3 separate regions of the Mus musculus genome follow, and all the other regions are linked to region 1. A link is a loop called in an ENCODE intact Hi-C map of the cell type or tissue named here. Cell type or tissue: heart. All regions are shown on one strand. Each heading gives the region's core, and the rest is flanking DNA. Links, peaks and the distances in the headings are about the cores only.

Region 1 (7,489 bases), core at 2,977-5,476:
GACATCAGACACCCTAGAAATTGAGTTATAGATGCTGTGAGCCACCATATGGTTGGTGGGAACTGAACTCAGGTCTCTGCAAGAGCAGCCAGTGGTCTTAAGCATAGGAACCACGTCTCTGGCCCCTTAGTTTTCATCTTTAAAGACAACTCCTCCATGGAGACTTTCACTGTCCATCCTATATCAAGGATTCTAAGTTCTCTCCTTTACTATGGTTTGCAATGTACTTCTGTTTGATGGTAGTCCTGACAGAAAAATTAGATCTTGTCTTAAAAAAACCAAAATGACTACGAAAGAATTAAGCAATGAGAAAGTATGGGAGTGCTCTCACATCCCAATGCTGAAACTATGCTTTCTTTTCTTAAGTATTTTACCATTTTATACTGTAGTGCCAGGGAAGGGTTGAATCCCCCTCCCCCCAGCTCCCCAGCCAGGAGCCGTTCTGATGTAACTCACAGCATCACAGCAGGGTTTTTTAAAAATTCTATTTCAGCTAGCTTGGGTTCCTCCAACGCAGGACAGTTTTGGTGGTGGGGAAGCCCCAAATTGGGGCAAGACTTTATAGTAAGCAGCAAGTGGGGGGTGGTGTTTAAGTATATAATTGGGAAGTTCCTGTGGCCTTTAACATAATTGGCTGGTGCTGGGAGTCATATCATAAACTCAGTTTCTGCTCCCCTCTGCATTGGTGGTTGTTAGGCAGGGGGTGGGCTGGTAACCTGGGGGGTACAGGTTTGTTGTGGGAATAACCTAGAGACACTGGTCTTGTTGAGGGTTAGGCTAGAAACTGGAGCTAGGCTCAGGTTTTGTTGGGGGAGGGGGCAACTTGGAAACTAATGTTAGGTACCAGCCTGTTAGTTCAACTGAGTTCAAACTTAGGTCAGGGTCTCCAAAATGGAGTTGCAATACTTCTTTTACATACTGTGGTAGTCTGCAATCTGAACCCCAGGGAGCCTATGTGATCTTACTGGGAAATAAGATCTTTGTAGATACAATCCCTTTAAGACAACGAGTTCATATTGCATTAATGTGGGCCCTGATCCAGTCGCTGGCATCCTTAGAGAAGGAGAAACTTGAGTTTAGACATTCAGGGGAAAACATCAAGTGTAAGGTGGAAGAAGGAATCAGGGTGATCTACTTCCACAAGGCTTGCCAAGGACCTGTGGCAGTCACCAGAAGCCAGAGAGAAACACAGGAAAAAATTCTCCCCTTAAAACCAGAGGGAATCAGCCCGTGGCCGCCTTTTAGACTCTGACTGCTAAAATGGAAGACAACAATTTTCTATTGTTTTAAGAGACTTGATTTGGGGTAATTTGTTGTAGTCCAGGAAATTAATTTACATAGAACAATCAGTAACTGTTAGCATTCTGTCTAAACTCCACCCCACAGCTACCTGGCAATAGCCATACATGCTCCTCCCCACAGTTAACCTGGCAATAGCCAGGTAGGCCTGACCCACTATAAAAGAGGCTGTTTGCCCCCTGTGCTCTCTCTGGCCTCTCTCTCTTGCCCTCTTTCTCCCTCCCTCTCCCCATTCCCTTCCTTTCTCTCTCCACACAGTTATGGCTGGCCTCTTCCTCCCTCTCTCTCTCTCTCTCTCTCTCTCTCTCTCTCTCTCTCTCTCTCCTTTCTCTGCCTCTACAACCCTCTAACTCCCCTCCCCATGCCCTGAATAAGCTCTATTCTATACTCTACCCTTGTGCGGCTGGTCTCTCAGGGGAAAGGGATGCCTTGGCATGGGCCTGCTGAGGTACCCCCTCCCCCACACCTCACCTCACCCCCATTGAACATATATTAATACTTCTTTATCTTTTAATAAACACATCAGTAACCATCTCCTAATCTGAAACATACTTTTAAATAAAAACAACCAACCTGTGTACTGTGGTTGACTACACAGATTGTTAACATTCATTCAAAAATACCAGGCTCAGCCCGGTGTGGTGGCGCACGCCTTTAATCCCAGCACTTGGGAGGCAGAGGCAGGCGGATTTCTGAGTTCGAGGCCAGCCTGGTCTGCAAAATGAGTTCCAGGACAGCCAGAGCTATACAGAAAAACCCTGTCTCGAAAAACCACAAACAAACAAACAAACAAACCCAAAACAAACAAACAAACAACCAGGCTCTAGTATGGTTGGTATAAGCCAGGTGCTATGGCCTACACCTGCAATCTTAACCATTCTGAAGGGAGGGTCCACAAGTTTGAAGACAGCCAAACTTAGCTTTAGTGCCATGCTTAGCTGGCTAAAGCACCCAGTAAAGCCATAACGCTGTGTAAAACTAACTACTATACAGTTTCAAAACTGCGTTTCAAGGTCTCTTTTTTTTAAAATGAGGCTGTCATTTTATTTACACCTATCCTCTGCTGGAAAGGTCTTGAGCTTCCTTCACTCTAAGCTAGCAGTACAGTTGTTTAGCATGGGACTACCCCCCGCCCCTCCCCACTTCTTCACGATTGACACACACTCAGAGATTGATAGCTACGGAGTTTCCTCCTAAGGATAAAGAGAGCATGGAACCTCTGTTTAAAAGGTTAAAATGTCAGCAAGCTACTCCATGCTCTTGGTCTTGGCGGCTTACCGAGCAAATCTTTTTCTTGTTCCAACAAATTGTCCTCCATTCATTCACTGGGTCCTTTTTTGAGACCACAACACACACAGATTTAGTATCAAGATGATGTTAAAATTGGCCTGTGAAATCTGGATTTCGTTTTCATGAAGCAGGAACTGTAGCTGTAAGCCCTGTTTTTCTCTGAGTGAAAGAGTTTGGGTAATTTAACCTCGTATCTTCCAAGAAGTTAGCTGAAAACGTGAGCCAACACTGTTCCGGAACCTGAAGCAAAGATGTTGACATTCAGTAAGATTAGACTAAGCCATTGCTCCATTGCTAGCAATATATCTTACATGTTCAAATTAGGTTCAGATGAGTTTAAGGGTTTAAAATGAGTCATCATCGGCTTTTCTAACCGTATTTGTGATGGTTTCGTCTGCTACTTCAAAACCAAAATTAGGAAAGGTAGAATAAAATTATGAAAAGGCTAAAACCCTCCAAGCAGAAAGACAAACCAAAATGAAATTTTCACTTGTCAACGCCGAAGCATTGTTAAAAACACACGGACAAGAACAAAAAAAAAAAAGAAGAAGAAGAAGAAGAGGAAGAAAGAAAATACATTTGACAGCTTCTAGCCCTAGCCGGCTGCATTAGCGTCTTAGAGCAGGGAACCGCAACACTGCGCAGGCTCCTGGATCAGACGAACCCTGGGAGGTCTCCCGCGCAGGCGCACGAATGGGGAAGTGGGCGGGGTCGCGCATGCTCCCCGGCTCACTTCCGGCCAGCCCCTCCCCTCCCCCCTCCCCCGCGAAACCACCGCCCCTCTCCCTTGTCGCCTGGCTCTCCCTCGTCGCCAGCCTCTCCCTCAGCTCTCTCCACCCCTCGTGGTCTCCGCCCTGCTCACCGCCAGCCCTTCCCCTCCCGCTCCATCCGGGTCGCTGACGGCTTGTCTCTCGGTCCGGAGAGTGCTGGCGGCAGCGTTTCTCGGAGGAGCCTGGGAAAGTTTCACGGGCGAGCCGGGCAGCAGAGGCAGCGGAGCTGCGGTCGGGGACGTCGGAGGAGCCGTGGTAATCGCCGCGGCCGGCTGAAGGAGGAAGGTCTTGGGAGCTGGAGAGCCGCCCAGAGGTCCAGGGAGCGTCCGTCCTCCATCGCTTAGGGCTCTCCCTGCCCTGAGAGACCCGGTGAGTCGTTGCCCCCCGTGGGTTCGGGGTAGTGTGACGGAGGCGAGCTCCGCTGGGGCCTTGGGGAAGGGCGCCAGCGTCCTCAACGTTTTCCGGGGCCGGAGTGGTGCACCGCCCTCGGGGAAAGGGTCTCCCTGGGGCCGAGGCCGTGGGGCTGAGCCCGGTGGGGTGAACCCTCTCCCCGGCTCGCCCATAGGTAGCTGCGGGAGTTTGGCTGGCCGGCCCGTGAGGCTGGGTGTGTGCAGACCATTCCTCTGCCCCGGGCCGCGGGAGCTGATCGTGAGGTGCATGGTCAGAGAAAGAGGAAACCAAACTGCCTTGCGTTCTCCTACCTGTTGCTGGCGAGAGAACGTCTTTCCCATACTGGTTCTGACTTTTTGGAGGAAAAAAAAAAGGGTACCCAAACGAAGCGCATTGAAATCGGAGCTATGTTCCTGTCTGATGCTAGCCTTGAAAACACAGAGAGAGAGATAGGGAAAGACAATGCAGAACTCTCTGGAACTTTCGAGTTTTGGTGTCCCAAACTTTTTCTGATAGGAGTGGAGTGAGACAGCTTCGGCACTTTCTAAATAAACATAAATGCAAGAAAATTATGTTTTGAAACCTCAGATTCAGCGAAAGGAATTTAGGTGATTTTGGACAGCAAGGATAAGACTGACTTCTATTAATGCTTCTTAATGCACCATGCTTTTTAAAGAAATGTAAAGGGTTTTTTTTTTTTTTTTAATGTTAATGGAGGATTCCCTCACTTGTTTGTGCACCATGCGTGCCCGTAGTGCAGGAAGCCAGTAGAGGGCGTAGGATTGATTCCCTGGGAGGAGTTACACACAGAGAGCAGCCATGTGGGTGCTGGGAATTGAATCAGGATCCTTTAAAAGAGACATCTCTCAGCCCCTTAATGTATGTCTTTCAAGCGCAGAAGTTATATAGATTTTCCTATCAAAAGTTAACCCTGCCTCCAACCTGGTCTTGTTTGGAAAAAAAACTCAGCAGTCCTGTGATTGTTTTTCATCTTTAAGTAATTTTCCTAGAGGTATGTATTATAATCACATTGATTTGGTTTTAAAATTAAATTAGTAGAGTGAGTTCTCGACCTTAGCATTTTGACTTATAAAATGGAGTCGATTGTTTGAAATTACGACTTGATAATTTCTAATTTTGTACATAGCTTATTAGTACAAATAATGAGAATAGTCTACTTTAAATTGTTATTTTTTTTCTAAAGTTCCATTATTGTTTTTATTTATGTTACAGATAAGAACTTCCATTTTCTGTTGATGTGGAGGTAGGTATCAGATTGTTCTGTGGGGGACTGGAAGATTATGTTTCTGCAGTTGGCTGGATACTTGCTTGTTTGGGCATTGGACACATGCCTTATTTACTGTTCTCATTAAATGTATGTAAACACGAAAACCTAATTTCATTAGAGTACTTATATAGCAGAGTTAAAGCCAGTTACTGTTTTAAGTTTTGCAAAGAATAGTAGAAGGTGATGTCATTTCCTAAACATTTGTATATGGCCCTTTAAAACTGAGAGAACTGACTGTCACCCCAAGCATATTATAAGTATTAAACAAGTGCAGTCCTCATTTTAGCTTAACACTCGATGAGAGAGCAGCTTGCTTTGAGGTCTTACTAACTTTTGTTTTTCTCCTCAGACATAGGGTACCTCCCAGTTTCCAGTGTTTCAGAAGGGACTTTTGTATTGAAACTGGAAGACCAAGGTCATTCCAAGCATGTTGTGCTGGGGCAATGCATCCTATGGACAACTAGGTTTGGGAGGAATTGATGAAGAAATTGTACTAGAGCCCAGGAGAAGTGACTTTTTCGTGAACAAAAAGGTCCGAGATGTAGGCTGTGGACTCAGGCACACTGTGTTTGTCCTGGATGATGGGACTGTGTACACATGTGGATGTAATGATCTAGGACAGCTAGGTCATGAAAAGTCCAGAAAGAAACCAGGTACGGGACATTTCTCTATTTCTAATAATTGATCATTTATTTCACTCTTGAAATGGTGTTTTGTATGACCTCTGTAAATCCTAAACTTACAGGCTTTTTCAAGATTTAAAAGCAAAGTAAAAGTGAAACATACTCTTGACCTTCCTGTGCTGCTTAAGAAGTACATTGTGTGTGTGTGTGTGTGTGTGTGTGTGTGTGGTGTGGGGGGGGGTGTGGGTGTGGGTGGGTGGGTGGGTGGGTGTGGGTGGGTGGGTGTGTGTGTGTGGTTGTTTGTTTGTTTTTATTTATTACTACTACTAGTGGTTGAAAACAGTAACAAAAAACCCTAGACTTCAGTGTTTGTTTTCTTTTATATAGACTATAAAGTTATCAAAATCTTTAATAAGTTCAGCTACCTTGAACAGATTTTGAATTCCTAATTTGTTCTCTGTGATGATTCTGTACTCATGGGGGGATGGTAAAAGCTTTTTATTTTCATTTACTTGTGTAAATTATAATTCTTCCATTTTATTCCCCATTTTACTTTAGGTATGTAATGTTTTGTTGCTTAGTTAGAAGTACTGTTTAATCCCCTAGTTGCTGCTTCCACGTTTTCAGTGCTAGCTTTTAAAGGGTTGTGAATGCCAGGTCTGACTATGGAGAGAGATCTAAGCACAATGTAAAATAATTTATCAGGTAATAAGCATTGGAAACATTTGGTCAGATTTCATGGTGTTTTTCTGGATGTTGTATTTAAAATTGGGTAGTAACACATTTGAGGTGGAATTATTAGATATTTTGCTCTCAGTTGTGATAACCCAAAGCTCCTACAGGAAGGCAGTAAATTCAGAGGAGAAAGCTGCCGTGCTGTTTGTCACAGTAACACACTTAGGCGTTCCCTGTGGTAATCCTTGTTCTCTGTCATCCCATTGTAGGAGGTGTTTAGTTGGTTGGTTGGTTTTCTTTTTGGTTTTTTTTGGGTTTTTTTTTTTTGTTTGTTTGTTTTTGGTGGTCTTGTTTTGAGAGATCAACATAGGTATAAACACTCAGGCAATTAATTGAAGTATCTTTCATACCATCTCTCCACCACTGCCATCCTTAACACCTAGTACTCTTAATTTGCAGATACTGTACCTTTTATTCTTTGTGGGTAGGATCTTAATCTCTTCTCATAGCCTGTAACTTATTACCTCATGATATGTAACTTGATTTTAATGAATGAGAGCATTTCCTTAATAAAGTGGGTCTAATTATTGTAGAACTCAAAGCAGATGAATTTTCTTGTATTACATTTCACGAAAGAATCTCTTAATTATACCAGATTTTCATAATCTCGGGCACTGAGGTGGTTGTGGGTGGTAATTTACTATCTGTACATTTTGCTTATGTGGGAATGCTACGGCAGGTTGAGGTTTTCATGGTGTTATTTTAGTGTTGTTTAGATCAGAGCCCTCCTGTCTCCCCACCCCACCTCCACGTGTACCAGTAGGAAGTATAACTTAAACCGCAGGGATGTGTTTGGGGAAAGCTGGGTGTGTTTTGGTCTTGTTGACATTGTGATGGCTGTATTGTGACATCTCTGTCTTCTGTGAATTCATCCCGGAAGCATTATTTCGTAATGCAAAGTTGAAGAGTGTGCTTCCACTTTAGATTGACTCGTTGGTGTCCAGGACGTAGCAAACAGTCCCTAGAAAAGGAAAAAGGAAAGAAAAAAGAGCATTGTTTTTCAGAGATTTAGAGTTTCAATTGGGAGTTAAGACATACATAAATGGAAGTAACTGAAGAGAATTGAAATTTTCCATGATATTATATGTATTTCA
Region 2 (7,489 bases), core at 3,217-5,716, 94 kb after region 1:
CAGTATGACTTGGTTCTAGACCAAGTCTCTACAATCTTACAAAGGTAAAATGAAGGAGGGCAGGGGGCTCAGCGGTTAAGAGTACAATTACACTTCCAAAGGTCCTGAGTTCAAATCCCAGCAACCACATGGAGCTCACAACTACCCATAAAGAGATTGGACGTCCTCTTCTGGTGCGTCTGAATATAGCTACAGTGTACTTAGATATAATAATAAATCTTTAGGCCAGAGCCAGCGGGGTTGACCTGAGTGAGCAACTTTCATTCCCAGCAACCACATGAAGGCTCACAACCATCAGTACAGCAACAGTGTACTCATTTTAATAAATAAATCTTTAAAAAAGAATGAAAGAAAACTTTCTCCACTAGACTCTTGCTACCATAGACTTCAAAAAGCTCTAATTCTTCTAAATCATCTTTAGGAGCCAGCATATAATGTGTAAAAATTCCAGGTTTGAAAGAGGCTTGAGGCTCTTGCAGAGGACTTGGGAGGCTCACAAACATCATCACTCCAGTTTCAGGGGATCTGATGCCTCTGGACTCCTTGGGCACATCACACAATGGTACAAAAACATACATATAGATAAAACATCCATATACATAAAATTAAAACCAAACAAGTCCAGGAGCTAGAGAGTCTAGCCACTAAAGAGAACTTGCTGCTCCTTGAAAAGAATCCAGGTTTGCTAGCATCCACATGGTGGCCTACATCTGACTAACTCAAATCCCTGGGAACCCAACACCCATTTCTGGCCTCTGTGGGTACCATGCACATTTATGCATGTAGGCAAAAATCAATGAATGAATGAGTCTGTTTCTCTCTCTCTCTCTCTCTCTCTCTCTCTCTCTCACACACACACACACACACACACACACGATCTTAAATAAAAACAAAAAAATAAACCATAATTCCACTTACCAATTGTTCTATAAATATACAAATCTTTAAAGTTGTCAAACTTTTCAAAACACTGAACTAGTTTAACAAATGAGGCTCTCTTCAGTTTTTATGAACAAAGGCTACATCAAGAGCAGAAAAAGTTAGCTGGAAAAGGAATATCTACTAGCTTTCTCTTTACTGTTTTTCTGCGTCTTACATACCCCAGCTCCAGTCAGAACTATTATCTTTTTACACTCCTGCAGTAACTTCACAGCATCTTCAATTGTATTGATATCTTTTCTTTTTTTCCGCTTTGGTGGTTCTGAAAGGATATTAATAACAATCTGCCACAGCGTCATATCATCCAGCTCAGGTGGAGGAATTGTTTCTGGTAATAAATCTTTAAGAATTGTTCGAGGATCGGTGCCAATCATGAGATGTTGCTGAACAAAAGTATATGGACCTATATTAAGGGAAGAAAGACTCACATCAATTCCACTTCTAATAAAAAGCTATTTTTTCAAGCAATGAGTTAGCAATATATACATTTTTATGCAAAGAATACAATTTATATGTATTTCATGTCATATCCCTAACAAGATCTGACTAATTCAGTTTGGGGAGGGTGTGCTTAAGTCTAAGGGGTTTTTTTGGTTGGTTGGTTGGGGACAGGGTTTCTGTGTAGCCCTGGCTCTCCTGGAACTTGCTCTGTAGATCAGGCTGGCCTAGAACTCAAGATTCTCCTGCCTCTGCCTCCTGAGTGCTAGGATTAAAGATGCCTGCCACTACTGCCTGGACTGTCTAGGTATTCTGACTGCCTTAGATGGGAGGACGTGGTGAGCGACTCAAGGATTACCATGCAGGAGGCCAAGAAAAAAAAAATCTTACCAATACCTGAGCAACTAAATCTAAATGGTAAAGGTGACAGAGAATTTAAAGTTGGTACAAAAGCAGCTGTTGGGGTGGTACCAAATAACTATAATCCCCAGCATTTAGACACAAGATCAGAAATTCAAGGCTAATATGTGCTGGCTGGCTACCCAGCCAATGAGTTCAAGCCAGTCTAGGCTATACGTGTTCCTGTCTCAACAAGCAAGCAGACGAACGACAACAACCACAACAAAACAAGCAAGCAAAACCCCCAAAGGCTGTACACAGAAAGCAAAAACAATGTACAGAAGAAAAGAGGTGAGGACCTAACCTCAGGCACTGACAAACGGACATGGTACATACAGCACACCTATAATCCCAGCACTCTGGACTGCTGGTAAAGTCAGGATATCAATGTCATCCTTACATCCTAGACTCCACAAGTTTAAAGCCATCATAGGATAGATGAAAATGTCAAAAAAAAAAAAAAAAAAAATCAAGAAAAGAGAGAAGGAAGAGTAAGTCAAAAAGAGCTTTGGTTGTGATGTACTCCAGAGGCTGGGCAGAGACTGCAGAGTAGCTTAACTAGCTTGGGCTATAAAATATCTTGTCTCAAAAAGGAAGGACGGACAGAAGGACGGAAGGAATGAAGGAAGTTTGCAATTGTTTCAAAGATGCACATGCCTGAAGCATACCTATCCGCGGCCGCGGAGTCCAGTCACTAGAGCTGGCGTGTGACGTTCTGTCATCGTCATCACTTTCACAGGAATGAAAGCCATTAGTGAGGAGTCCATCGGTCAACAGGAGGTTGTCTGTCAAAGAGATCAAAAGGCTGCGGCTCAGACAATCCCCAGCTGGGCCCTGCGGTCCACACCTGCAATCCCAGGTACTTTGAGGCCCGTTTGGCCTGTATGGTGAGACACACACAGGTTCTTGAGACAAAAACAAAAAACCAGAAAGGCACAGAAGCACACACATCTGTAACTCCAGCACCTGGAAGGCACAGACATTGGAAACCAGCCTGACATATATAAAATAGTGAGTTCCGGACCAGCCTGGGCTAAACAGGGACCCTACCTCAAAAAATCCAAAATGAAGACACACACACACACACACAAATAAAATCTGTGTAGCCCTACAAAAGCAGCTCAGGGTTCCATGCCCAGGACAAAGAAATACAACTTCATGAAATGCATCAAATAGAAATTACTTCTAAATATCACTGAGATAAAAATCAATCCCTGGCTGTGTTCTCACTGCCCCAACCAGAGAAAGTCTCTTTCCGTAGCCCTTTCAAGTAGCAATCTACCTGCTTCAGCCACTGGGTGTTAGTAAATGTATGATTTAAAGAACACGAAGCATACTTTATGCGACTTGTTTCCCCTTTAATACCTGACATCAAGGGTCATTTCCTATTTCAGTCCCTAACACGTTTTGTTGTTTTTTAATTCATGGCACCATTATACGAGCCACAAACATCTACAAGGGCACTGACAGACTCTGATAAATTCTGTACAAAGCTTTTCAGGAAGACGATAAGTGGCATTATTACAAAAACAAAACAAAAAAGTAACCCAAACGTTTGGCGTCAATAGGGCAAAACCAAGCAGGTTTGTTTCAGGTTTGTTAATCTAAAAATGTTGCGAGCATGATTTTGAAAGGAAAAGAAAACTTACGAAAGTACAGTACAACTATAACTCCTCTATATCGAAGTGATAAATGCAATCGCAGAAAAGCAACATTTTTAGGAATAGCCATTTCCTTACATTTTTTAGACTGTGTCTCAAGAAATAGCTTTGGTGTATTAAAATTTCTAACTTCAAAAAAAGACATAGGTCTATCCAAAAAAGAAAAAAAAAAAAAAAAGCAACACAGGTGTCAGTTTGCAAAACGAAATCGCATGTCGATCCACGGGACAGCCCCAAAGTCGCAAAGCAAAGTGTGCAGTGAGGAAAACTATAACTTCACTAAAGGCGCATCGGGAGGGAAACCAAACCGAGGGAGGGAAAACTTCACTCTAACGCCAAACTGCGAGAACCGCGGTCCCGGCGACTGCGCGCAGCAGCGCAAGGCGGCCCAGGCGAGCGGCGAGTCCGCGCGCGGCTCCGCAGCAGGGCCGGCGAGCTCGGCGGCGCGCGGCCGAGCCAGGGCCGAGCTGCGCCGCTGCCGCCGCCGCCGCCGCGGAGCCCGCGGAGCTCTCGGGGCCCTGGGCAACCTGGGACCGGGTCACAGGCGGGGACGCGGAGGGACGCGGCTGCGCGGCAGCGCGCGCGGACTCACCTCGGTAGCCGATCGCTGCCGCCGCCGCTGCCGCCGCCGCCTCGTCCTCCTCCTCGCCCTCGTCGTCGTCGAAGTCGTCAGCCGCCCTCGGCTCCCGCCGCAGGCCGGACCCATTGTCTCCGTCCCCGGCCACGGCCGTCGCCGGGGCCTCCCGCTCCGCGCTCGCCGCCGCCCCTGCCGCCTCCCGCCACAGCGCCGCCGGGGCCGCGGCGCTCGCCGCCTCACACCCCGCGGCCGCCGGCGCCACTGCTGCGCTCGGCTCGCCCGGGCTGCGCCCGAGGCCAGGCCCGTCTCGGCGGGGCCTCTTGCGGAGCGGCTCGTCCGCCGGCTGCGACGCGGCCTCCATGGCGGCCGCCGCGGAAGGGGAGCCGGCGGCCTGAAGGGCGAGCGCCACCTCGTCCGCCATCTTCCAACTGCCTCTCTGGCCCTCCGCCCTCGCCTCCTCTGCTCCGCTCGACGCGCGGCACTGGCGCCCCCGCGGCTCGGCTGCGGGAGATTTAAACCCCGTCACGTGACCCGCCCCTCCCCGCCCCCGCGCCTCTCCCGCCACCCACGCGGGCCGGACCACAACACGCCGGGTCACGTGGCCGGGCGCCGCCCGCGGCCTGGGCCCTTCCCGGCCCCACCCAGGGCGGCTCGGCTCCCCTCAGCGGCCTCTGGCGCCTCCCGCCCGCCCGACCCGTTCGCTCGCTCGCTCGCTCGCTCGCTTGCTCGTCCGGGATCGCCGCGGTGGTTCAAGTTTGCGATGGCGCCGCCACTTCCCACCTGGGCCTCACGCGTGCACCTTGCCTGCCTGCGCCTCTTCGCCTCAAGTCGGCTTTTACCTCAGGGGCTCTGGAGAGCCCAACCTGGCCGACGCCGGCCTTCCTGAGGAGAACTCCTCCACCTGCCTTGCCCTTGCTCTGTGACAGCTCTTCCTCAGGTTACCCCTGTGGTCTCTCCTCAGGAAGTTTGCGCTCTCTCCCAATCTCCCTTCTCAAGTGCAATGGAATGCCCAAGCCAGCCCTCGGGGCCTGTTGCCCTCCTGGAAAGATCTGGCGATTGAGGACCCGCCCTATCTGCTCTCTGGACCCACCAGGTCCTCTGTACCTCGCTTTAGTCTTTGGTAAAATTCATCTCTTGGGGCAGCAAGAGAGAGGACAGAAGGGAGAGTGGTTGGTTCTCCACAAACTTCTGTGTTAAGAGTCAGATTGGGCCTGGGCTCTTGTGACTTGGGCGATTGACTGAACCTTTTCTAAGCCCAGTTTTTAATCATCTCTAAAATGACAGGGCCAGGACCGAAAGAGACTGTAGCTCAGTTGTAAAGTCACGCTTGCCAGACAACCCCGAAGCCCTAGAGAGAGGGAGGAAGGAGGGTAAGTTGAAGGTAATCTCCAACTACTTAGGAAGTTCAAAAAAGGCCTGGAATACATAAGACCTCGTCTCAAAAACGAAATTTAAAACGATAGACCATGAGAAATCAGCTAGTCAGGTTTAAAGTAAATGACATTAGTTTTAAAATCCTAGGCAGTTGATGGTGGCACAGGCCTTTAATCCCAGCAAGCTGGAGGAGACAGGAGGAGGTTCACTAGGACAGCCAAGGCTACACAAAGAAACCCTGTCTCGAAAAAATAATCTTACTTCTAGAATTGTAGAAATGGCTCTGTAGTTAACAGCACTTGTTGCTCCTGCAGAGGCCCTAGGTTTGACTCCCATCATCCACATGACAGCTCATACCTTCAGATCTGACACCTGCTTTTGGTAAACACAGACATGTATGGAGCCAAAAGACCCAAACACATAAAAATCCTCTTTGTTGTTGTTTTATGAGTTAGGGTTTCTCTGTGTAGCCCTGGCTGTCCAGGAACTCTGTAGATCAGGCTGTCCTTGAACTCAGAGGCCACCTGCCTCTGCTTCTTGAACTGCTGGGATTAAAGATGTACACCAGCAAGCCCAGCATAAAAATACATATTTAAATAATTTTTTAAATAATCCTTAGTTCCTTCACAACTCTAAGCCCCTTCACTTTCTAGTTACCATGAAATTCTGAGCACCTGTATCCATTTGGATCATTAGGGCTCAATTGCACATGGTTCAATTACAGTGGGGTTTCCCCAGATTTTAGAGTTAGAGGCAGCAGGATCAGAAAATTAAATCCATTTGCACTAGGTAATAAATTTGATCCCACCCTATCTCAAAAACAAAACACTAGCCACACGTGGCAGCACACACCTTTTACAACAGGACTCAGGAGCCTGGCATGATGGGACAGACCTTTACTCCCTGCACTTGAGGCAGATGCAGGCAAATCTAGGCATCCTGGTGTACATATGAAGTTCAGGCAAGCCAGGGCCACGTAGGCTCAAAGACTAAAAAAAAAAAAATAATTAAAATTAAAATATTAAACCTGGGAGTGTTGCTATAGCTCAGTGGTTAAGCACATGCAATAATCTTTCAGAGAACTTGAATTTGGTTCCCAGCACCTATTTCAGGTGGCTCACAACCACCTGTAACTCCAGTTCCAGACTATTCTGATTTCCAAAGGTGTTTTGTGCACTCGAGCATACACACACACACACACACACACACTCACACTCACAAACAATGCAAACAATTTTTAAAAATCCTTAGGCCCAGGATGGATGTGGCTGAACACACTTTCAACCTTAGCACTCAGGAGGCAGAATGGAGATTTGAGGCCCGCATAGTTTACATAGCAAGTTCCAAGGCAGACAGAACTGTAGAGTGAGACCCTGTCTCAAAAACAATAAATAGTAATATTCTTTAGGTCCCCCGCAGTGGTACACGCCTTTAATCCCAGCTCTAGGAAGGCAGCAGCAGGTGGATCTCCATGAGTTTGAGGCCAGCTTGTTTTACTTATGTCTAGGCTACCAAGGACTACATCATTAAAGACTGTACCAAACAAAAGTAAAAAAAAAAAAAAAAAAAAATGGGGACAGGGACATGGATCTATGGGGAACAGCCTGATGATAACTTGATCTCTGGGGCCCACGTGGTAGAAAAAGAGGATCTCCAAGCCACACAGCACAGGAGGCAGGAAACATGTATAGCACTGTGCTGTTTAAGCATACGTTGAAGGGGTTTTACAAGCTAACCATGAAAGCAAGTGGCACTTGCTACTTATTGCATCCAGCTTTCTAGAAGTTAGTGGTGCACCTATACACAAAGAAGACTGGCAGGTTGTATTGTTCCAGTTGGCAGACTAGAGAAGTTCATGAATCAGGCAAGAATCAGGACTGATATAGTACCTTTGGTACCACATAGCAATGCACAAAGCTCTGCATTCAATCCTAGCCCCTCAGAAATCAGGCATGGTGGAACGTGGTCTGCAGTCCCAGCACCTGGGAAGTAGAAGCAGGAAGATAGAAAGTCACATGTCAGTCCTGTTATGCTGGCTAGGTTTATGTCAACTTGACATAGGTAGAGACATTTTAGAAGAGGGAATCTCGGTTGAGAAAAT
Region 3 (7,489 bases), core at 1,822-4,321, 88 kb before region 1:
AAAACATTTCTTGTCTAACTTATTGTATTTGTCATTGCTCTGACACATTCACAACCCTTGTCTAGTGATGGGGGAACCACCCCCCGCAAACAGCTATGAGCGGTGCCTTACACAAAATAAACACAAACCTACTTACAAATATTACAAAGTAAGGTGGTTTTGGTCACCTGAACAGTTTGCAAGCATGAGTTTTGTAGGTGACAAGGTCTTGCCCCAGTGTCCAAAGGTTGAACTCTGGCTTAATGCATACTTCTGTTGACTCTTAATTCAGAGGTGTCTGTGAATTGGCATCATGATAGCCAGGGGGCGCTGTAGTTCAATGTCAGTATTTTCTTCTTCATAGAGTCCCAAATTTATTTGCTGAAATCATTCGTGACCCAAACAACAGAGTGGTTTCTGAATTGATAAAAGAGCTATTGGACTGAAAAGTCCAGTCATCCCTCACTTCCCCTAGGAAGCAGGCAACATCCATGAGTCACTGTATGCCGTGCTCTTCCCTGACCTCTGAGACAATTCTGCACTCAAAGTCGCCTTTGGGGCCTACGGAAACCTTCAGTGGCAGTCAGAAATCTCTCTGGAATTAATGGAGTTTATATTCCTTCTGAGGCAAACAGGTTAGAAAATAAATCAACTGTCCCCAGTAAAAAGAATAGTGGCAGAAGGGTTTGTACAATTGATATATGGCACGAATTAAAATGGATCTATACAGAATGAAGTCAATCTATACTATACGTTCTAACATGGCTTGTGACTCAGTTCATTTGCTAAGCCGGTCTTCAGCAGAGGGTCTGTGAAACCCTTTTGCAGAAGGACCCTCTTGAGAGGCTGTGTCACAGCTGAGAGAAGCCCCGTCTCATTTTGGTTGTAATTTTTTTCATTTGACAATGAAAGCGGAGACCTGTGATCTATTTGAGAGGTCAGCCAAGACACCCGCAGTGCTACTGTGTACAGAGTAGGCCTGCTAATGTCTACGGTAGGAGGTAGAAGTTCTTCCTAGCAGGGGTCAATACCCAGAAGGGAAGAGTCCAAGGGTGATCTCACAAGCCACTTAGAAATAGTTGCTGAGAGTCAAAGCCATTATTGTTGCAAATTGTAGGGTTTTTTTGTTTGTTTGTTTGTTTGTTTGTTTTGTCTTTTTCTTCCCCGTCTCTGCTACCCCTTGTCTTTTTCTTAAACGTTTATTGGCATCATTTTTTTATTTTTAATTACGTGTATATGTGTATGCTTCTGTAAGTTTATGTGGATGAAGTGGCTTCTGAGGCCAAAAGAAGGCACCAGGGCCTCCTGGAGCTGGAGTTACAAGCTGTGGTGAGCTGCCTGGTGTAGTCCTCTGAACTCTGGTCCTGTAAAGCAGTTCAGACTCTTTACTGCCGAGCCTTTCCTTCAGCCCCACAGCTGAGCCATCTTGCTGGCGCTGTTTTGATTTTGTTTTTTAGAATAAAGTGGCCTTGTTAGGTAGCTGAGGATGACCTTGAACTCTTGATTCTCCCGCCTCCATCTCCTGAGGGCTGAGAATCAGAGGCGTGCACCACTAGGCCTGGTAAATCCAAGGTCTTCTACAAAGTCTCATAAAGAGATGTGTCTACTCACACATAGAGATTAGTTAGGTAAGCCATTAGGGCATGGTGTGGATGATGCTGCTTTAGTCAGGGCAGTAGACCCCAGGCATCCTCTGATGCTGTGATGCTGATGTGGATTATACAATGTGTCTCCCTAAACAGTCGATACAATGTATCTCCCTAAACATTCACATGTTAGAAGCTTCTTCCCTCAGGTGACAGTGTTAAGAGGTAGTGAGACCATCAAGAGGCGACTTGAGAGGTCGTTACTGGCTCCTTTTCTCTTCCTTTCTTTTTTTTTTTTTTCCAAACGAACTTTTATGTATGGTGTTCGCCTGTGTGTGTATGTCTGGAGAGCACAGATCTATGCCTGGTGCTCAGGGAGGCCAGAGGAGGGTGCTGGATCCTCCTCTAGAGCTGGAGCTATGGATGGTTGTGAGCCGTTGTGTGGGAGCTGGAGACAGGGCACAGGTCCTCTGGAAAAGCAGCAAGTGCTCTTAACCACCGAGCCATCTCTCCAGTCCCTTCTTTTTTTCTTTTAAAACCCTGTCTCTCTGCATGATTCTCTTCCTATTCTCCGCCACAAGATCATCACCAGAGCTAAGGCAATACCACTGTTAGACCCTTGAAATGCCAAACCTCTTAGGTACACAAACCTCTTTCCTGTATAAAGGACCCAGCCTTTGGTATTCCATTGTAGGAGCAAAACCCAAACAAATACACACAAGGAGCACAGACTTGGCTGCGTTCATTTCATTTCAGTCAAGCTAAATGAGACAGTCCCCAACTGAGGAAGCCCAAGTTAATCTTTATTGGAAATTATGGATCTGAAATAAAGTCACTATAGTCCAAAGTCCTCATTCCTCTGAGGTCAAAACAATGGTCAAAGTGCAAATCTTCGGTTTGTTTTTGTTTTTGTTTTTTTGTTTTTTGTCACCACAGAGTTTGAGTTCATTCATTACACACCCGACAGTCTGGAGAGTCTCTGTGACCAGGCAGCCCTGAGCCCTTTGTCCCTGCTCTTCCTGAAGATATTCCAAGAATGGAAGCATTTAATGCAGAAGAGATTTGGAAACATGCCTGCTTTGCCCTGCCTGATAGCAGCAGTGCTGTAAATGGGTGTTCCTGCTTAGTGGATCTTGCCTGGCAGGCTCAACGCAAAGATGCCTTCACAAACAGCTTTTCAGCCAGGCATAGTGACACCCTTTAACCCCAGCACTTGGGAGGCAGAGGCAGTTGTATCTCTGTGAGTTTGAGGCCAGCCTGGTCTATGTAGTGAATTCTAGGGCAACCAGAGCTATATAGTGAGACTCTGTTTTTAAAAGCAATCAAACAAACAAGCACCCAGCCAACAAAACAAAACAGTAACAGAAATAGCATCTCTCTTATTGGTTAAAATACATTATCAGTTAGGAGCACTTGTTCTTGCAGAGAACTAAAGCTTGATTCCCAGTATCCACATTGTGACTCACAATTGTCTCTAGCTCCAGTTCTAGGGAGTCTGCTGCCCTCTTCTGGCCTCCTTGGATGCAGGTATGGATGGAGTGCACATACATATATACAGATAAAATACAAAACACTCATCTGCATAAGATAAAATATTTTTACGTATAGCTCCAAGGTTCATGTTGTTATTTATCTTTTTAAATCCAGATGTTTCAGTCTCTTTAGGCATGAAGCACAGAAATGTGTGTAGTGCCTTAGGCTGTAGTTGGTCCAAAAAAAAGAGCTTAGTGATATAAACCAATGGGAGATGTCGAGAGGGCTCAGCAGGCAAAGGTGCTTGCCACTAAGCCTGAGGATATGAGTTTGATTCCAGGACCTACATGGTGGGAGGAGAAAACAGATTCTCATAAGTTGTCCTCTGACTGCCACACTTGTGCTATGACAGTTTGGTTGTCATGGGTGGCCCGGGCTAAGGATGCAGAAAAGTCTCTGGAACTGGTGGGCTGGGAAGAGGGATGGTGAAGCCTTGAGAAATCTGGATCTGGCCACTGGCCCAGTTATTTCAGGGTTTCCTGCCTCTGCTGTTATATAATGTAGGGCTCTTCAAATTCTCCCTTCCCCTGCCCCCTTTCGATCTTCAAGTTACTGCTGAAGCCGCCAGAGCTAGGGCTGAGGCAGCCTTGAAAGCCAGCCAGGGCAGCTGCTGTTGAGTGGGAGGTGACAGGAGCAAGATTCTAATTTGGTCACCTCCCTCCCTCCACACTCAAGACGTGTGAGTGCTGTTCTCTTCCTAAGTAGAGTGAAATGTTTTTGATGTTGCAAAGAGGAGGAGGAAGGGTGGTCTAGCTCCATACACAGAGTGTTTCAAAACACAGGAAGGGTGCTGAGATGGCTCAAAGGGAAAGGGTACTTGTTGCCGAGGCTGAAACCTCAATCCCATCCCTGAAACCTACAGGGTAGAGGGACAGTCCATGCCAAAGAAGTGAATACATGTGAAAAATAGAAACAAGGCATAGAGGGTGGGCTGAGGATGTAACTCTGTTGGTAGAGAGGTTGCCTAGCAGGTACAAAGGCCTGGGTTGAATTCCCAGCAGCTGCATAAAAGCAGGTGTGCTCACGGATACATTGTAACCCTGGTACTCAGCAGGTGGAAGCAAGACCAGGAGTTCAAAGTCGTCCACTGCTACTTAGAGAGTTTGAGGTCAGCCTGAGGCTTTGCCTACACCGACAACAAAGCAGGGGCTAGGGATGTAGCTCAGTGGCAGAGCACTTACCCAGCATTCACAAGCACATGGTCATCTCACAACAAGCCAACCAATGGCACCGGCACTCTGTATGAATAAGCATATAGGCACCCATGGTCTGCTCTAACAATGCCACCATTTGGTAGGGCCATTCTCCTTTTCACTTAAATCTTCTATAAGAAGAATATACAGGCTGGGTAGTGGTGGTCCACATCTTTAATCCCGGCCCTCTGGAGGCAGAGGCAGGTGGAGTTCGAAGCCAGCCTGGTCTACAGTGCAAGTTCCCAGACAGCCAGGGCTATACAGAGAAACCTGGTCTTGAAAGTCAGCACTCCGCCCCCCCCCAATAAAATTTAAAAAATGAAGATAAGCATTTTCTATCACCAGGACAAAAAGGAGTTAAATAAAACTCCACTCTCTATTCACTGCTTTTAAAAATAAAATTGCTGTCTTGCCATAATTGGCAAAGAAATGCTTTGTTAGGCTGTATAGAAAATGAGTCACAGGAGCTGTCCGGCCAGAAGTCCCTAAAGAGGTAAACAGAGACGGAATAACCTGGACCGATGTATGCAAATCACCTGCTATCAGTGCTCGGTGGCGTAATACCATCCTTGGTAACTGTGACTCAGATATTCGCTAATGACCCTGGCAGTGACGGTGACCTCAATCGTGCCCTCACTGACGGAAACTAACGCAAGCACACTGGGGCTGATAAGTCTCTCTGGAATCTGAACCCCAGCCTATCCTGGTGCCCCACGTCCCTGGGCAATCCTGATCCCATTTATGGAGGTAAAAGCCTACATGCAGCGGGCAGAGAAAGCCTCCTCGTAGCTCCCATCTGTGTACCAAGAACTGATTTCCTACCAGCAAGCTAACATTTTAGACTTCACCGTGTCTAATGATCAATTAATTTCCCCATTTTTATGTCAAAGGCATTTGTGTCTGCCACCTAGAACATCTAATTAGAAAGAGGCAACCAGAGACACCTCAGTTAAAGCAGTTAGAATGGGTGCTATGAGTGACTTTGAGAACTAAGTATAAAGAATTAGTATTAAAGGGTCCTATCTGACTCCCTCTGTGCGTCTCTGTCTGTGTCTTCTTCTCTCTCTTTCTTGCTCTCTCTCATGTTGAGGGTTAAACCCAGAGCTTTGTGCTTCCTAGGCAAGTACCTAACCACTGATCTACACCCTGAACCCAGATTTTTTTAAAGGAAAGAAAGAAAGAAGGAAAGAAAGAAAGAAAGGAAGGAAGGAAGGAAGGAAGGAAGGAAGAAAGAAAGAAAGAAAGAAAGAAAGAAAGAAAGAAAGAAAGAAAGAAAGAAAGAAAGAGAGAGAGAAAAGTAGCTGTTTTGGAACTTAGCTTTTGAGAAAGAATCTTTCTATGTAGCCCAGTCTGGCCTTGAACAGCCTCTCTCTGTCTCGGCCTCCTGACTGTTAGGAATATAGGCGTGCATCCTTGTCCCAGATTGCCCCTTTGTAAACTTCTATCTGCATATTACACATAGCTTTCAGGATGACTGGGAAATATAAACAGCTTTGTCTGTGTTGAATGTACAAGGCACGTGCTCTGAGCAGAGTGAATCTTAGTACACCTAAGCTTTGAAATCGGGAGGTGGTAGGTGCTGAGAATGGGAAGACAGGAGACTTTTGGGATCAGATGTGTATTTGGTGGTTTGGCTACTTTTAGCCAAAGAGTTAGCACTGTCTCTAACCTGTAATAAATGGACATGATATACTGCTTTATTTATATGACACTTTTATGCCATATCTTAAAACTATATGACTTAGCAGTGCCAATAAGAGATGACAAAAATAGGTTTACTGTCACACAGACATATATATATATACACACACACACATATATACACACCTGTACATAAACACATACACATATATCACACATATACACATACGCACATATATACACAGTGACATATGCACAGCTGTACATATACACACATACATCACACATATACACACAGATACAAATATGCACACACACACACACACACACACACACACACACACAGAGTCCATCCACAATTCCACTCCACAATTTCTCTTCAGAGTCTTGTATCTACTAAATCATGACATGTTGTTTTCCTACTTCCAGTCTTTCACAGTCGTGAGGCTGAAACACCAGAGGCAGAATATTAAGTGAATCTTAAAAAAAAAAAAAAAGGCTACTTTATTCACATAAGGAAATGTGTCTAATTGACATGGAAATCACTCTAGACTCCATGATGACAGAGATCCCTCTAGAATCCATGATGAGTTTGGGGAAGCCATCTTGAAAGATCTCATCCAATAAGGCAGAGCTCCCCTTCTGGGACAGTTGTGGATCTAGCAAGGGTTATCGGTACTGCTAGAAAAGACCACATTTGCCATTTTTCTTAAAACGGGGCTTCCTCGTCTTGGGCATTCTAGAGATTTGGGGATAGATAATTCTTTGCTGGAGGGCAGGGACTGGTACCCTGTACACTCACTGTAGGGTGTTTAACAATATCTCTGCATACCATTAGCAGGGCCTGCTCATGTGACAACCAAGTGTTTCCAGATATTACTAATGACCCACGGAGAACAAACTTAACCACAATTAATATCTGTGGCTCCAGCCATATTTCTTTTAGAAAAAAAATCTCCTTGGAACTACATGCATTGCATACTAAGAAGAAAATCATGGAGACACATTTAGTTTTCAAAATATAAAAAATCCGATGTGATTTATTTCTCACCTTTGAACTCATTGTCTTGGGCAACGGTGTGTGTTGCACATAGGCTCTCAGTGTTAGAAGTGGGAAACCTGTTCTGACTCCTAATCCGACCATTACTCAGGCTGCGACACTGGCTGAATTTTAGTTTCATCTCTCTGACCCTCCCTTAGCGTTTCCCTTCGTAAACGAAAGCCTCTGACTGAATTTTCAAGTTCAAAACACAAAGACTGGGGGATTTGGAATTTGATGATTCCACAGTCGCTAATACCACGGAATAGAAGAGCAAGCTCTGTGTCCTAAGCCAGGCTTTATGTTAAATCTCTGAAGATCACTTAGCTCTGTTTCCTTGAGCACCAAAGTCAACCCCCTAACCGGATTCACCTGAAAGTCGGGATCCATGCAGAATCCTGTCACGTGATCTCCCTGTCACGTGAGCGCCAGGAGTGCCCGTTTTACAGCCTTTAGAATGGTCAGAAAGGTCAGTGTGGTTAGCAGTGAGTGCATTTCCCTCATTATGGAAAGTGTCA

Evidence for each region. Hi-C counts contacts between places; a loop is a spot of excess contacts. Peaks named below come from ENCODE experiments on the same cell type or tissue, not always from the same donor. Only the 100,000 strongest peaks of a DNase experiment are listed, where the experiment ranks them.
Region 2: a loop joins it to region 1, with 11 times the contacts of the local background. A loop is called at or near these places in 3 of 42 quality-filtered maps.
Region 3: it touches region 1 in a loop (2.0-fold over the local background); 16 of 42 quality-filtered maps call a loop at or near these places.

Annotation. Positions count from the first base shown.
Region 1 is chr10:63,240,436-63,247,924 of GRCm38, forward strand. Herc4 (hect domain and RLD 4) reads left to right here and starts at 3,362. Exons shown (of 25, transcript NM_026101.4): 1 at 3,362-3,728; 2 at 4,983-5,013; 3 at 5,387-5,690. The coding sequence starts at 5,465. 1700120B22Rik (RIKEN cDNA 1700120B22 gene) reads right to left here and starts at 3,718. Exons shown (of 2, transcript NR_166111.1): 1 at 3,452-3,718; 2 at 1,796-2,829. In heart, for the core only: a CTCF peak has its summit at 4,523 (motif pointing right); a DNase peak (open chromatin) is centred at 3,376; H3K4me3 peaks cover 1,922 bases; H3K27ac peaks cover 1,764 bases.
Region 2 is chr10:63,334,536-63,342,024 of GRCm38, forward strand. It overlaps Sirt1 (sirtuin 1), which reads right to left and starts at 4,500. Exons shown (of 9, transcript NM_019812.3): 1 at 4,030-4,500; 2 at 2,445-2,561; 3 at 1,101-1,342. The coding sequence starts at 4,435. RefSeq lists a promoter at 4,436-5,064. In heart, for the core only: a CTCF peak has its summit at 4,476; DNase peaks (open chromatin) are centred at 3,916 and 4,556; H3K4me3 peaks cover 2,274 bases; H3K27ac peaks cover 1,686 bases.
Region 3 is chr10:63,153,477-63,160,965 of GRCm38, forward strand. The region is part of intron 6 of Mypn (myopalladin); the gene reads right to left. Among named protein-coding and RNA genes, the nearest start is that of Mypn, 47 kb to the right of the region's middle. In heart, for the core only: a CTCF peak has its summit at 3,069 (motif pointing left); a DNase peak (open chromatin) is centred at 3,675; H3K27ac peaks cover 712 bases.